2 separate regions of the Homo sapiens genome follow, and region 2 is linked to region 1. Evidence: chromatin contacts called from ENCODE Hi-C or POLR2A ChIA-PET data. All regions are on one chromosome and are shown on one strand. Each heading gives the region's core, a stretch centred on a gene start or an enhancer-like site at or near the end of the contact. The rest is flanking DNA. Distances are from core to core; before and after follow the strand shown.

Evidence for each region. A loop is a pair of places that touch in the nucleus more often than their neighbours do. ChIA-PET counts read pairs that join two places held with the same protein, here RNA polymerase II (POLR2A). Pooled maps may share reads with other maps.
Region 2: a map of mammary epithelial cell shows a loop between it and region 1 (17-fold over the local background). The contact joins the promoter of PPA2 here to the enhancer-like site in region 1. A Hi-C loop is called at or near these places in 10 of 168 maps with a recorded cell type or tissue (A673, Calu3, HCT116 and 7 more), 2 of 37 single-sample maps with no recorded cell type and 10 of 50 pooled maps. POLR2A ChIA-PET finds 5 or more read pairs at or near these places in 2 of 52 experiments (MCF 10A and PC-9).

The regions. Positions count from the first base shown.
Region 1 is chr4:103,993,172-104,000,309 of GRCh38, reverse strand. It overlaps LINC02503 (long intergenic non-protein coding RNA 2503), which reads right to left. Exons shown (of 7, transcript NR_186772.1): 4 at 1,282-1,479; 5 at 379-498. Among named protein-coding and RNA genes, the nearest start is that of LINC02503, 35 kb to the right of the region's middle. Within about 2 kb of position 4,094, at least 5 of the 41 ENCODE cell types and tissues checked have a DNase peak (open chromatin) inside an H3K27ac peak, as active enhancers do; they include A673, HCT116, dorsolateral prefrontal cortex and 1 more, where a contact is called at or near this core.
Region 2 is chr4:105,468,174-105,475,311 of GRCh38, reverse strand. It overlaps PPA2 (inorganic pyrophosphatase 2), which reads left to right and starts at 1,250. Exons shown (of 12, transcript NM_176869.3): 1 at 1,250-1,418. The coding sequence starts at 1,262. RefSeq lists a silencer at 1,060-1,269 and enhancers at 1,490-1,609, 1,900-2,069.

The sequences.
Region 1 (7,138 bases), core at 2,845-5,344:
GGATGGATATGTTTTCAAAACCAAGTTAATCTCAGGCATTTTTAAACCTTATGTTAAAGAGTTATTATGAGAAAGGTACTTCCTTTATTCTACATGAAGAATAAAACCATCAGAGACATTCAAATTTCATAATATTCAAGACTCAGGGTCCAACCATTTTGTGTATCAGAGAGCCACAGACAGTTACATACATGAATACATTCCATGTTTTGATTAACTTGCTCGATTTAAGTTTGGCAACTTGCAGCTGAAAAAGTCTTAGCTAATATCCCTGTGAATACTTATCTAGCACAAGGATCTTATTTACTCTTACCTTGATGTTTAGAGTTATCTGAGAACTCCTGAGAAATTTTCCATTTGCCACAGTTGTTAACTTACCAAAATTCAAATTTAATATTGGATTGAGAGCAGCTTTTAATGCTCTGAGATTTAGTTGATGATTTTATGGGCTCCATAGCATGCAGAGAAGTTGCCTCCTATTAAATATAATGCACATCCCTGTGAAATAAATGCCGAAGTTGGCCTAGGCTTTTGAAGTTACAGTTCTTGAGTGACACATCTTTTTCAATTCACTTCCATAGGACTCAGTATAAATCCACTGCAAGCATGGCTATATTAAAGCATATTCTGGTGTCATGTGCTTCACATTTTACCCTGCGTTGAAATGTTAACCCATTGATCTTGCCTCATTAAACTCTTCTGGTAAATTGTATACCAAAATCCTTATTGTCTTTTCTTACCACATGGCCTTGAAAGTAATTATTTCAGTCGATATTGTCATAAATGCTGATGACTTAAATTACCACTATTATTACTTTGTCCATTGTCTTTAAAATTTTTATTCTGAGTTCAGTCTTCTCTGCTAATGTATGAGCCAAGATATCCAGTAACTAATTCAACTTCTTTACCTAGATGCTTTAAATTTAGCTCAACACTCAACATATACCACATCACAGTATGTTCCATGTCATGATCTCCTTCACTCCACAATGTCTCATGGATTTTATTTTTTCAATATCTATACTGTTTCAATCTTTGCAACCACTAATTGAGTCCAATCACAGATACTTTTACCTGGATTTCTGCAATAACCCCTAACTGCCTTCCATGAAATTATTTTGTCCCTTTACAATTACCATGCTATAATCCAAAAATAATAATTTAAATCTCAGTGAAATTATTGCAATCCCATGATTAAAATCCCTTGGTAGATTCTCATCAGTCTTTACATAAATATAAAACTCCTACACATGCTTTATGAGGACCTGCATAATCTATCACCTGCCCTCCAGTCCATCCACATGTCACACTACTCTTGCCTCCCATTAGCTGTCTGGCATGCTTTCTTTCCACTGGCCATAATCCAAAAACTTGCTTCACATCTGCTGCTGTAAATTATGACATCTAGTTGCTGTCGTTTCTTCTTCTTCCCCATTTCCGAAATTCATGCCCCTTCCTTTCCACTTCCAGGATTCGTACCTAGAACCAGGTAAACATTTTGTCTTTTTATTTTTTCTGAGTCATATATGTTAAAGAGTGTGTTTTATAGGTAGAGAGGGGCAGAATTAGAATTGAGGTTTGAGAGATTTTTCTTGATAAATACAACAAAATTGTTTCAGTGACAGGAAAGTGTCCATAATTACATTTGCCTATAATATGTATTTAGGATGAGTAACGTAAGGTACATTGGACAACCTCAAAAATAAGTTTTTATAAGAAAAGGGTACAAATCTTGACAATCATGGATATAAACCACTAAGTCTGTCCTGGGATCGAGTTTTATTATAGTGTTTTTAAAATTTTTAGGACCTAAGCCTATAAATCTTATTAGGAATCTTTCTAACTCCTTCAAGCCATGGGCTAAAATTCAACTAAAATTTCTTCTAGTGCTGCAGGTATTTTTAGTGGATGCTATGATAGAATTGAATGCAAGGAGAAGTTGTCTTTCAGCCTTACTAAATTATAATAAGAAGCCTCTGGCTACTGCTATTTAAAAAAGTTATTTTCCTGGGGTAACCTAGGAGGGAAAACGTCAGAATTTTATTACAGACAAGGAAAGGGATTATCATACCCACCTTTCTCCATTCCATAAGGAGTGGTCTCTACACTCCTTTTGGACAGCTCACTTTTATAATAGCTACTAGTTCAATTCTTACTAGTATTCTTTCCACACAATTTTGAATTTTGAATTGTGTGGGAAAAAGACTAGTAAGTACATTAAATTTCATAGTCATCAAACTAGAAAAATTCTCAACAGGACATCTAGTCCCTGCATCCACCTGTGGAGAAAATCTCAGATAATGGTGAAATGCCCAATAAAATTCCAGACTACTAAAATTGCCATAGGAATAATGGCTTAAATCAACTTTTTAGTTTCACTCGATTTCTTAATAGATTGGTTCATAATTAATTTCATTCTTTGTGCAGTGGAGAATATATTCATCTCATTGATAATGTTTTACATAATACTGTCCATATATACTTGGCCTTGAACTAACCAATTTGGAAAATAGGAAGAAAACATTCTCATTTCCCTGCTTTCTCTCAAACATGAAATAGTTTCTCTCTCTCTCCATGTATGTGTGTGTATATATATATGTGTGTGTATATATATATATATATATACACACACACACTCTAATACAACTTGTCTTTGTTTAAAGTCAATTTGCTAGCTAAATTAGAAAAACAAAGACAATGTGTGTATAAAATTTAATAGCAAAACAAGAATTCAAAAATGCTTATGGAATGTATATAAGAATGGAAGAAAAGGAGAAAGAAGACAAAAGCAAAAAAAAAGGATGGTGGGGAAGGGATGGGGGATGAAGAAGGAAGGGAGGGAGGAGGAAGGGAAGAAGAAAAGAAAGAAATATATTTTCAATTTATATATATGATTTCTGTAGTAGACCCATGATGATTCCTAATAGTTGAAATTATTTAAAATAACGCCTATGAATAAATTTTATATTTAGGTAGGCCAGTTCTATTTTATTTACCAATAAAGAAAGAGAAAATGATAAAATAAGAGAAGAAAATCAATCCTATTAGTGAGGAAATGAAGCTGAAATTTTCTACACTGTTTCTATGAGCCATTAAACATTTTTTAAAATTTCTCTGATTGCAGATTTAATAAAAATTTGTCTTCAGAAACTGCTGATTTTAAAATAATTTCTTACTATTGAGAATACAGCACTGCAAAGACAATACTTGTTTGGATAAATTTCTACAGAATGCTGAGATTTTTTTTTTTTTTTAAAGACCCTTCTTAGTAGCTAGCAGGGAGGAAAAATGATAACCCCTGATTTTCTCCAAACATCCACGTATCATTCCCCAACCTGGACCTGGAAATAGTTTTTATAGCTTGAAAAAAATGTCAGAAACATCTTCCGTTGAATTTAAAGGCTGTCTTCATGGTCATGTGAAAGGATTAGGAGAGCTGTGGGAACAAGCAGGTCTGGAATGTGCTTCAAAAGCTGCAACTGTAAAAGATGAGTCATGGCTGTGGGGCCAGTCAAGCTGAGACAAGAAGAGTGTTGTGCAGGCAGCACTCAGCCTTGAAGGATTTACACAATAAAAAATAAATAAAATAAGTCTGTTGCTATGAAATGCAGGCCATTGAAGGCTTAAATTTTAAAATGCTTTAATGTCTTTGTGTCTGCTTTGTTAGAAAGAAACAGAAAAATCTGTATTTCATAAATAATTTGGGTTATTGCCAATGGGGAAAGGAAACGTAGTGATTATTTTAATGGCAAATAAATTTATCGAGCTTTTTCTAAGCAGCAAGACCTCAATTATCAGTAGCAGCAAATAAAACAGCAGAAATGCCTGATAAAAGTCAGGGTAGAACTCCCTTTATCTATTCTTTATTCAAACTAAATGGGACAGTTAATGTTGTGCCTTGAGCAGGATCTTTGTAGTAAATTGGCCGTTTTCTTTTCCCCCAACACATTCTGGGATGCCTTTCAGGACAAGTAGACAAAGGAATTAGTATCTGTCCCTTTAACAGGGATTGTCTCTCTATGCCTGTCCTCCAACTCCCTGGCTATACTCCTGTCAAATGTTTTATAGGGATTAGAGGAGGAAATAGGACTAATGGATTTTCGTCTGAGACTTGATCTTCTAGTGCCATCTATTGCTGCTTTTATTTTTAACTTCCATGGCCAAGTTTTCATTAAAGGTTCAGCAATTCAGGACTATTTTTAAGTCTTAAATGATTGATTAAATTAAACACAGAGCCAATTAAATTCTCATCTCATATGGAGTGACTTTTAGCAATATTTTTCTGCTAAATATAATGAAGGAAAATGCACATATATGATCTAAGTTTGTACTGGAACTAAGGCTAGGTCATCCCAGTTCTGTTTTGTTTTCTTTAAAACCCTCCTTTTAAGTCTGAGTTATCAAGATAATTATCTCAATTATTTAATCTGAGTGACTCCATCGATATTTAATGGTCTCATCAAGATTAGATCTGCCCAAGCATCTAAGAATATTGGTGGGGAAAAATGTAGAAGTTGTAATTTCTTATTTTTCAGTAAAAATGGAATTTTATCTCATTGTGCCTAAACTTCTATTCCAAATTATTCTCTCTCCCTTCTTGTCTGCAAAAAGAGTTCTATTAGTACTAATATTTCATTTATATGAGCAAAGGGAAAAGTGGAAATGAATAACTATCTAATGTCTTTGATTGCTATAGGTAACAATTTTCCTGGGCAAGAAACCCTACCCCACCTTAATCTGACAATATTTTCTATTCTGAATTATAAAGGTAATTTTATTTATGCAGACAAAGGTAACACTGATTAAATAATCTAAATTCTAGCTTCTAACAACAGGTCATGGAAATTCTGGCTTATCCTGTCAGTTAAACATTAAAACAAAGTGTGCCTCCCATGTTAAATGCATGTGTTCAAAAGATATTTTGCTAAAGTTGTCATTCTTGACTTCTACTTGGCAATGTTTTGACAGGATATTCTCATCACGTCAAAACTAGCCGTGATTGGCCGGGCGCAGTGGCTCACGCCTGTAATCCCAGCACTTTGGGAGGCCGAGGTGGGCGGATCACGAGGTTAGGAGATCGAGACTATCCTGGCTAACACGGTGAAACCCCGTCACTACTAAAAATACAAAAAAATTAGCTGGGCGTGGCAGCGGGCTCCTATAGTCCCAGCTACTCGGGAGGCTGAGGCAGGAGAATGGCGTGAACTCGGGAGGCGGAGCTTGCAGTGAGCGGAGATCGCGCCCCTGAACTCCAGCCTGGGCGACAAGCGACAAAGGGAGACTCCGTCTCAAAAAAAAAAACAACAAAAAAACTGGCTATTATTCATGACTGTTGATCGACTGCAAAAAATAATGGTTATTCTAAAAACGATGAGAGAAGTGAAAGACCTCCTTATTTTCTTAAGAATTATTATTTCACAGGCTATTTTTTTGTTTCTTTGCTTTTTGCTTGTGTGTGTGTGTAAGTTTGGTTGTTTTTTATTAAGTGCCAACTGAGGGGAGCACACTGAAGAATAGAAACTATGGTCTGACAGGGTAAAATAAATGAACAAATCATAATGAAAAACAATTATTTTTTTTCAAGCATCTGATAGGTGTGTGTGTAATATGGGGAAAAGTCATATTGTAAATATCTTCCCAATATATCATACAAATAATTAAAACCGCCTTAAGTTGTTAGGTTTTGCAATCTTCCCTCCTTCGTCATCCTTCCTTTTTTCTTTCACAATAGTTAGAAAATTTTACATTCTAGCTCAGAATATAATACTTGAAATATATTTTCCTATTTTAAGCAATAAAAACATTAAAGAGACAAACTTTCACACTGTGGCTTAGAGAAAGATTATCAAGACTAAGAACAAGATGTGGAAATTGCTTAGAAGTAATGGCTATCTGCCACATTCTGGTGGTAAAGGATAAAACAGCAAAATGGACATAATTTTATTAAATATTTCTGACTGCAAAGGAAAATTTGTTAGAAAATAACAGGTAAATCAATCCGTTGGGGATACCATTATTATCAGTTTTATTAGAGAACCAGAAGAGGGCACTCACCTCCTGCAAAAGATAGCAAACTAACTAGAGCAAGCAATTGGATATGTCTTCAAATAAATAAAAACAAAGGATTCTAGTGTAACATTCATTATAGAGCCTTCTAGCATACTTCATGATAAATGTATAATTGATGATGTTCTATAATATCAAATAAATACTGAAAATATATACTACATTTGTATTACTTCAGTGGTAGCTCAAGACATTAAGTTGCTTTTTTTTTTAATATTACCATCCTTTTCCATGGTTTCATATTGAAATAAGGATTTGAGAATGATGTAATTTACTTGTATTTATTTGTTTTTCTTATTTGATTAAGAAGAAAAGAAAAGCTATGACTAGGTTCCAAAACTAACTACCACAATAAACAGTTGCCCAAAGAAAGTTTTTAAGATATTTTCCAGGGAATTCTCTGTCTCTGTGTCTCTCTCTTGATATTAATAGAGATATCGATAAAAGTTATATATACAGATATATGAATATGTATGTCTGTATAAATATACATATATATACATGTGTGATCTGAGCATTAAGTTAATTATCATCTAAAGTTATCCAAAACCTTGAAAAATGAAAGAAAAGTTGTATATTCTTCAGTTGTTTGGTATAGAAATTTATTAATAAAAATTAAGTCAAATTTGGTGATAGTGGTTTTATCTTTTCCTGTTGTCTTCTCATCTGCTACAAGGGTGGTGTTGAGTTGTCTCTGTTTCCCTTTCTTTCATAATCATATCATGTATTTTGAAGCTCTTATGTTTGGTGCATTAATATTTAATATTATTTTGTCTTCCATTTAAATTGTTTTTTTAATATTTGTGAAACTTTCTTCATCTCCAGAAAATTTTCTGTCCAAATTCTGGGTTCTAAAATTAATTACTACACAGTTTGACTGAAGAAAGTCTTCAGGACATTCTCTAAGGAATTCTCTCTCTCTGTCTCTCTCTTGATAGTGGTTAGATACAGATATAGATAGATACAGAAGATATATAGATATATGCATTCATAAATCAAGACCCATATACAAATGCATATATCTATATATGGATCTTGATATTTTACCCAGTATGTTAATCTCTGCCTTTTA
Region 2 (7,138 bases), core at 1-2,500, 1.5 Mb before region 1:
TTATGGGAGCATTTGCCTTATAGTTATGCCTATTCAAGTTGACACATTACAAAGGTACCACTGTTGACAAAAACATTTTAGGATCTATAATCTTAGTAGAGTGTCTCTAAGTAGCTAGTCACAATATCTCCTAGGAATCCTTTCTGGAACTTGGGTAGACCAGTATCTCAATTTTAATGATCACACGATAATTGGAGATGCTGAAAGAACCTGGGTGCCCAGTAGGAAAGTAGCCTAGATGATGATAGTCCCAAAGAAGATGGACTAGAAAAAAATAAAATGACACGTGGCAGACTACTGGTTGTTCTACAATATCCATTCTCCTGGATACTGGCCCAAACCATCCTCCTATCTCAGCCTCCCAAGTAGCTGGAACTACAGGCGTGTGTGCCACCCCGCCTGGCCGATGCGCGGTGGCTCACGCCTGTAATCCCAGGACTTTGGGAGGCCAACGCAGGCGGATCAATGGAGGTCGGGAGTTCGAGACCAGTCTGACCAACATGGGGAAACTGTCTCTACTAAAAATACAAAAATTAGCTAGGCGTCGTGACGCATGCCTGTAATCCCAGTTACTCAGGAGGCTAAGGCAGGAGAATAGCTTGAACCCAGGAGGCGGAGGTTGCAGTGAGCCGAGATTGTACCATTGCATTCCAGCCCAGGCAACAGTGTGAGACTCCGTCTCAAAAACAAAACAACAACAAAAAATAATAAAATAAAAGAAAGAATAAATAATCTCTACTGGGTTAGGAAATGGCCTTATGGAGAAGATGGCATTTGAGTAAGCTACTTAGGGTTTTTTGCTCTGTAAGTCGGTGTCAACGTCCCGTTTTCACGTGGTGGCCTGATCATTTTGTCTTATAGTGATGTCTTTGCGTGCATGTGCGCTCATCTCCTATATTGGACAGGGTCTAGAGCAGTTCCTGGCACAGAGTAATCACTCAATATTACATCACTATACTAAAAAATCATGATAGTAATTCTTGACGGGATAAATGAAGGCATGAATAAATGTATGAATTAACGAGTGGCAGTGAGCTCTTCAGGGGTGGTGGGTCTTGTCTCACTCGTCTTTGAGCTGCGGCCTCGCTGAGGGCATAGTGCGCACAACTGGCTGGTGTTCCAGATTCCACTGGCAGGGACCAGGATCGCAGCCCGAGCGCCGGGGCGGGAGGGATGACTCCGGACGGTAGGGGGCACCGGCGTGCGGCCCGGCCGAGCCCCCAGGTAGCTCCGCGCGCACAGCAGGACCGTCATTGACGCCATGAGCGCGCTGCTGCGGCTGCTGCGCACGGGTGCCCCAGCCGCTGCGTGCCTGCGGTTGGGGACCAGTGCAGGGACCGGGTCGCGCCGTGCTATGGCCCTGTACCACACTGAGGAGCGCGGCCAGCCCTGCTCGCAGAATTACCGCCTCTTCTTTAGTAAGTAGCTCCCGGAGGTTCGCCGAGCGGCGCACCGGAGAAACCTGGGTGGGGGATGGAATGGGGGACACTTGGGACGCCCCGCGCGGTCTCCCTTCTCTCTTTTTGGGGCCCTCAGCGGTAGCCGCGCGGTCCAGGCCACCTTACTTCCCGCGGGAGCGCGCACCGAGTCACGAGAACTGCCAGCGAGGAGGCGGCGGATCAAGACCCCAAAGCGGAGAGCAGAGGCGCAGGGCTGCCGGCTGGGGGGTAGATAGCGCCCTGTGCCCTGCCAGCCGCCCTCCCCGAGGGGTAGGCAGAGTGCAAGCGGCCACCCCGCGGCGGCCTGCAGCCATTAGCCGGCCCGGCCGCCGTTCCCGGTTCACACAACTCAGTGAGGAAGGGAAGGCAGAGCCCGCCCACACGCCGGCCTTCCTAGAGGCGTAAGAAACCTCCTACTGCGGGAGCTCCCTGACGTCGGAGAGGCAGGCGGAACTTTGCGGATGCCTAATCCAGCGCGTCTTCTTTTTTTGGAGGGACTCTGATGAAGGTTCTTTCCCCAGAAGCTTGACTTGGTACGCACAAGTTTACACCCTGAGTGTGATCCACCATCCAAAGCCTCGTTGGTTCCGGAGCAGCCCCTTTTCCTCCCCAAGCTGAACAAGCCCAGAAGGCTAAGCGACTTCGGGGGGGTCCCTGAGTTGCCGAGCTCAGAGAAAGGACCCAGGTCTTCGTGACTCATTGTTCCGTGTACCCCATTGTTTCACTGTGTACGTTAACCGTAACAGAAAATAGCGATGTCGGTCGCTTGCCTTCACTCCCCACTGACTGCAGAGCCTTGGAGTGGTAGTATCAAAGTGGGCCTTGCATTATCGCTCCCCTTTTCGGAGCACTGGCTCTGGAGGCTTTCAGTTCTAAGCAGGCCCTCGAGTTCTTCACGTCTTAACTCTGTGACCCCGGACGAGTTTAAGTTGCTAAGCCTTGTTTTTTCTCATCCGTAAAATAGGGCTGCAAGTATTACATGACATTATATATGTAAACTGATTAGTCACAGGGCCTAAAATATAAATTACTATTGTTAATACCGATAATCATTATAGATATTTGTAATTTATGAGAGATTTGCAGTTATGCTACATGAGTTTAGGGTCGAGGATTATTTTGTGGGAAAGAAGAGTTTGCCTAAAGTCGTGTGATTATAATGCAACTAGTACTAGAATTTCTATTTTCTTCAAAATTGGTTGCAGTTTTCACCCTATGCCACATATTTTCTTCTATCTTTGGTTAAGACTGATCAGGTGAACAGGAAGTCTCAAATTTCTGAATGGATTATGTTCTAAAAGGTTACCATGTGATGATTAATGGGAATAGTCAGAAAAAATTATGAAGTGGCAGTTCGCTTTTTAAGCAGATTGAAAAAAGGCCTGTCTACTGCAAGTATTCTAGATTTGCAATAAGTACGGTAATTAATAGATACCCAAATAATAAATATTTATGAAGTGTGCTAGACACTGTTAGGCATAGTACAGAGATTCACAATATTACTATAATTATGGAAAAAGTAAATACACTGGTTGAGCAAAAACAGGCTTGAGAAGCCAGGAGCGCACAGAGTAGTTGACCCAGTACCGGATTTGGAATGGGGAGTCCTAGGCCATAATCTTGGCTCTGCCGTTAACTCGCTGTGTGCTGTTGGGTGGGTGGTTACTTCAGTTCTTTCTCACAGAGCCAGTTTCTTCAGCTGTAAAATGAAGCTTTTGACCTTGAAACGATGATCCTCAAGGTCCTTCTCAGCACTGGTATTCCCTGAAGGCATTGGATGAATAACGGAGATTCTAACAGTCTCTGTTAAGACAGGATGTCGAATGGGGGCATTTTTGGGAGTATGTTGGCCTCTTATTGTTGGTTTGTTTCTTTAGCTGCAAATGTACTTAGGACTCATGATTTTTCTGTAACTAGAGTGCCACAAATAAAATACGTTTTTCATTCAGTTGGATAAACAGGGCAGGAAAGAAGAAAACCCGATTTTACTAAGGTAAATGGGCAAAAACTGGAAGAAAGGGGAGTGTGGTTTTGGAGAGGGTCCCGATGGTAAGATCCTGATTGGAAGGTGTGTTGGTTAAACAATTTCTGAACTAACCGCCAGATGGCATCACTGGCCAGGACTGTTTACTACCTGCTAGAAGGGGTAGGGCAAAGTGAAACGAAGCCACTCTAGGGCGAATGGGGTAAGGGGAAAGCAACGAATAAATTGCCCTTTATAAAGATGATCACAGATTGGATATTTATTACTCAGTGTGTCTGTATGCAGTACTAGGGTGGACTAATGTCTCACTTCAAAAAAAATATGAGTGTAGTATACTTGGCCTAAAATTGTTACTCAGTGTTACTAAAGTGTAATCATTTTCCACATCTCCAAATATATTCCAAGTCTCTGAAATACTAGTGCATTGGGAGGTAGAACATTTTCGAGCTTCATGTCTGTAAATGGTTTCTCTTTACTGTCATTCAGTAAAATCAGAATAAATGATTGATGTAATACTTAAAAAAAAATTGGTGTTAAACTTTGTAGAAAGAGTGAGACAGGATGATTAGGGGAAAGGGTATCCTGATGGGAATCATCAGGCCTCCTTGGTGCCAGCCCTGACCCTGTTAGTATCTTGCTGTCACTTCACCTCCCTGCATCTCATTTTTTAAAACCATGGAATGAGGAGATTGGACCAGATGATCATTTTCCAGACTGCTTAGTTGAACACAAGCATCCCATGGTATATTATTAGGTTTTCGTTAAAACAGAGGGTTTCATGGTTTAATAAATTAGAACACTTCCCATTTTATTACTTTTTTGAAGAAGAATTTGCCTATTTAAGTTCTGGAAAATTCGGATGTAACTTCTCCAAAAACTGAACCACAGAGTACTTATTTCTCAGAACATTTGTTAACATCTTAGTGACATCAGGGTTATGATTTCTGCAACTTCCAGAAGCAACTGTGCTGTAACAGTTCTAAACTAATAGTCAAACCACTTAAGTTGTAGTCCTGACTTTACCGTCTTGGACAAGTCACTCGACTGAATTAACCAGAGGCATCCCTTACCTTCAGATGACATCCGGTAGCTCAGTTTCTCCGTAAATAAAATGGGGATAGCACTAGTAATTTTATAGAATTGCTGTGGCAGTTAAATGAGACTATGTGTGTAATTATCAGTGTCTCACACGTGATAGGTATTTAATAAATGTTATTTATTTTTCCCTTTTGACTTTAAGACATTAGACTAAAATCCTTATTATTAGATTCTGTGAAGGGAGAAAATAAGGTGATGTGATTGATTATTTTGAAGTGTTCCTGTTAATTTATAGGTTTCAGAAGGTTTTTTGTTGTTGTTGTTTATTCATTTTATTTTTATTTTTTTGGTTTGTTTGTTTGTTTAGAGATGGGGTCTCATACTTTTGCCCAAGCTGGAGCACAGTGTGCAATCACGACTCACAGCAGCCTTGACTTCCCCAGCTCAAGCGATCCTCTCACCTCTGTCTCCTGGGTAGCTGGGACTACAGGCATGCACCACTGTGCCCGGCTTCCTAGGTCTTAAAGTTTTAATGGGTACTTGCAGTCTTTTAAATTAACTGTGAAATCATAATGAAGTTAGACTCACTTATATTGAGCCAAAGACCTAATGCTGCATGCCAGTATTCCTTTGATATCTTGCGTGTTTTTGTTTGTTTTGTTTCGTTAATAACTTGAAATTTTATTTTAGATTTCATACTGTTCTCATAGGATAGGGAAAAGCTATGCTTTCCATAATTAGGAATTTTGTTATTATGGGATAGGCAACTGGTTTACTTAGAGAAATAGTGCTGTGGATAATTCAAGTTGCTTTTATTTAGTCTGGGAATGAACCAAGCAGTTCTTTAAAATTAATTTGCTTTGTCACTTATAGTAAGCATGTGCTTGTGTTGAAATTACTGTAGGTTTTCTTTATGTCATTTGGGTAGTAGGAGGAATCTGCCATTGAAAGTGCTGTATCTTTGGACTTAAAAGAGAACTTCCCGTGAATAATCCACAAAATTTGTTTGAGTCTTAAATATGAGTTTCTGTAACTTTTTAAAGTTGGCCTATATCATAGAACTTCAACTGATATAATGGAACACAATGGGTTTTGTGTGAATATAGAAAAAGTATTTTATTTGATTTTTCAGTCCTTAAAACCTTAAACGTTTTCTATATCAGTGCTGTGAAATAGGAATTGTGTGATCTATATGGAACAGAGGAAGCATTTTTATTGAAGTTTTTAGGCTCCTTTACATTTCTTAATCTTTTTATCAGAAAATAAAACAAAGTTAGCTTTAGTCATTGCTGAAGCTTCCAGTAAGAATCTCTATAAGTGGTTTTGTAGTCGTGTGTAATCATATGTTGGTATATGGCATACATTTAGCTGTCTGGTATAGATACATAAAATTAGGTATGGTTTTCACATTCCATTCAATTTTCTCACTTGCTCTAGTGTAAGTAATAAACTTTCATCCTGATACAACTTGCTCTTGTGAGAGAAAGAATCACATAGATAACTTAGAAAATGCTAGAATAAAATCTGATTTCAGACCAGTTGAAGGGAGAATTTTGACCACTGTTTGGCAATATCGTGTAGATTGATGGGCCTGATAGAGGTTAGCAATTAATGCCTAAGGACACAATCTGATTTTTGACGACAGTGAAATACCATGGCAAAAATGACACAGTGACTACAATCATTTATCTCTTTTCCCCTATAATAAATATCCTATTAAAGTGATAGTAAGTGAGGATAAGAAAGGGTAACCCTAAAACAACAGATAAGGAGCCACCAAAGCTTGAGATTTTGAAATATGTATAAAAGATTAAAAAACCAATGGAGATATGGTTATTAATGAAGCAGTGTGGAAGAAGTCCCAGCTTAAGTATATGTGTTCAGGGGACGTAGTTTAGGGAAAAGCCGAGCTGCTGCAGAACCTCAGAGAGGTTGTGGGTGTGTTGATATAAGATAGGATAGAGAGTTAGATGGATGTAGAACTTAACACAGGGGGATTAGTTTAAGTTGTACTACAAATAGTACACAAATGTTTCCCATGCAGGTCTAATGCATGAGGGTTGTGTTAGTTCCAACTGTAAAAGTGAATGAAGAGCTGAGAGGGAAGTAGGACCCCTGATGGTGTTGGTGCCCCAGCAGTACTCTGCATGCTGGTATTTGGGGACCCCAGCATAACAGCCAGCCTCCTACCCATTCATCTCTGTGGGAACACAGAGTTCCCAGTGATTTTTTCTAGTCTTTTTAATATAAACCAAATAGTCAAGGATCACCTAACTTAGGCTTTCATCGCTACTGTTCTACCAACTGCTTTTTGTCAGGGCTACCTGTCACCTCCATGCTGCGACCTTAATGGTCAGTTTGAAGTCCTCATATGACCTATCAGCAGTACTTTTTACAGTTCATCACTTTCTCTTTGAAACACTTTTTTTGTCTTTCCCAGAGGAAACTGCTTTCCTCTGGGATGCACTTTGTCTTAGTTTTGATGCTTCTCCTTCACATTCTCCCTTGCTGAACCTTTGTCATATTTCCGAACTCTAGCCTTTGAAATGCCCAGGGCTCAATCCTCAGCCCACTTCTCTATCTATACTGCCTCTCTAGGGCAGGTGTTGGCAAAGTTTTCTGTAAAGGGCCGGATAAGGAATACTTTAGGTTTTGCGAACCATTCAGTCTCTGTCAC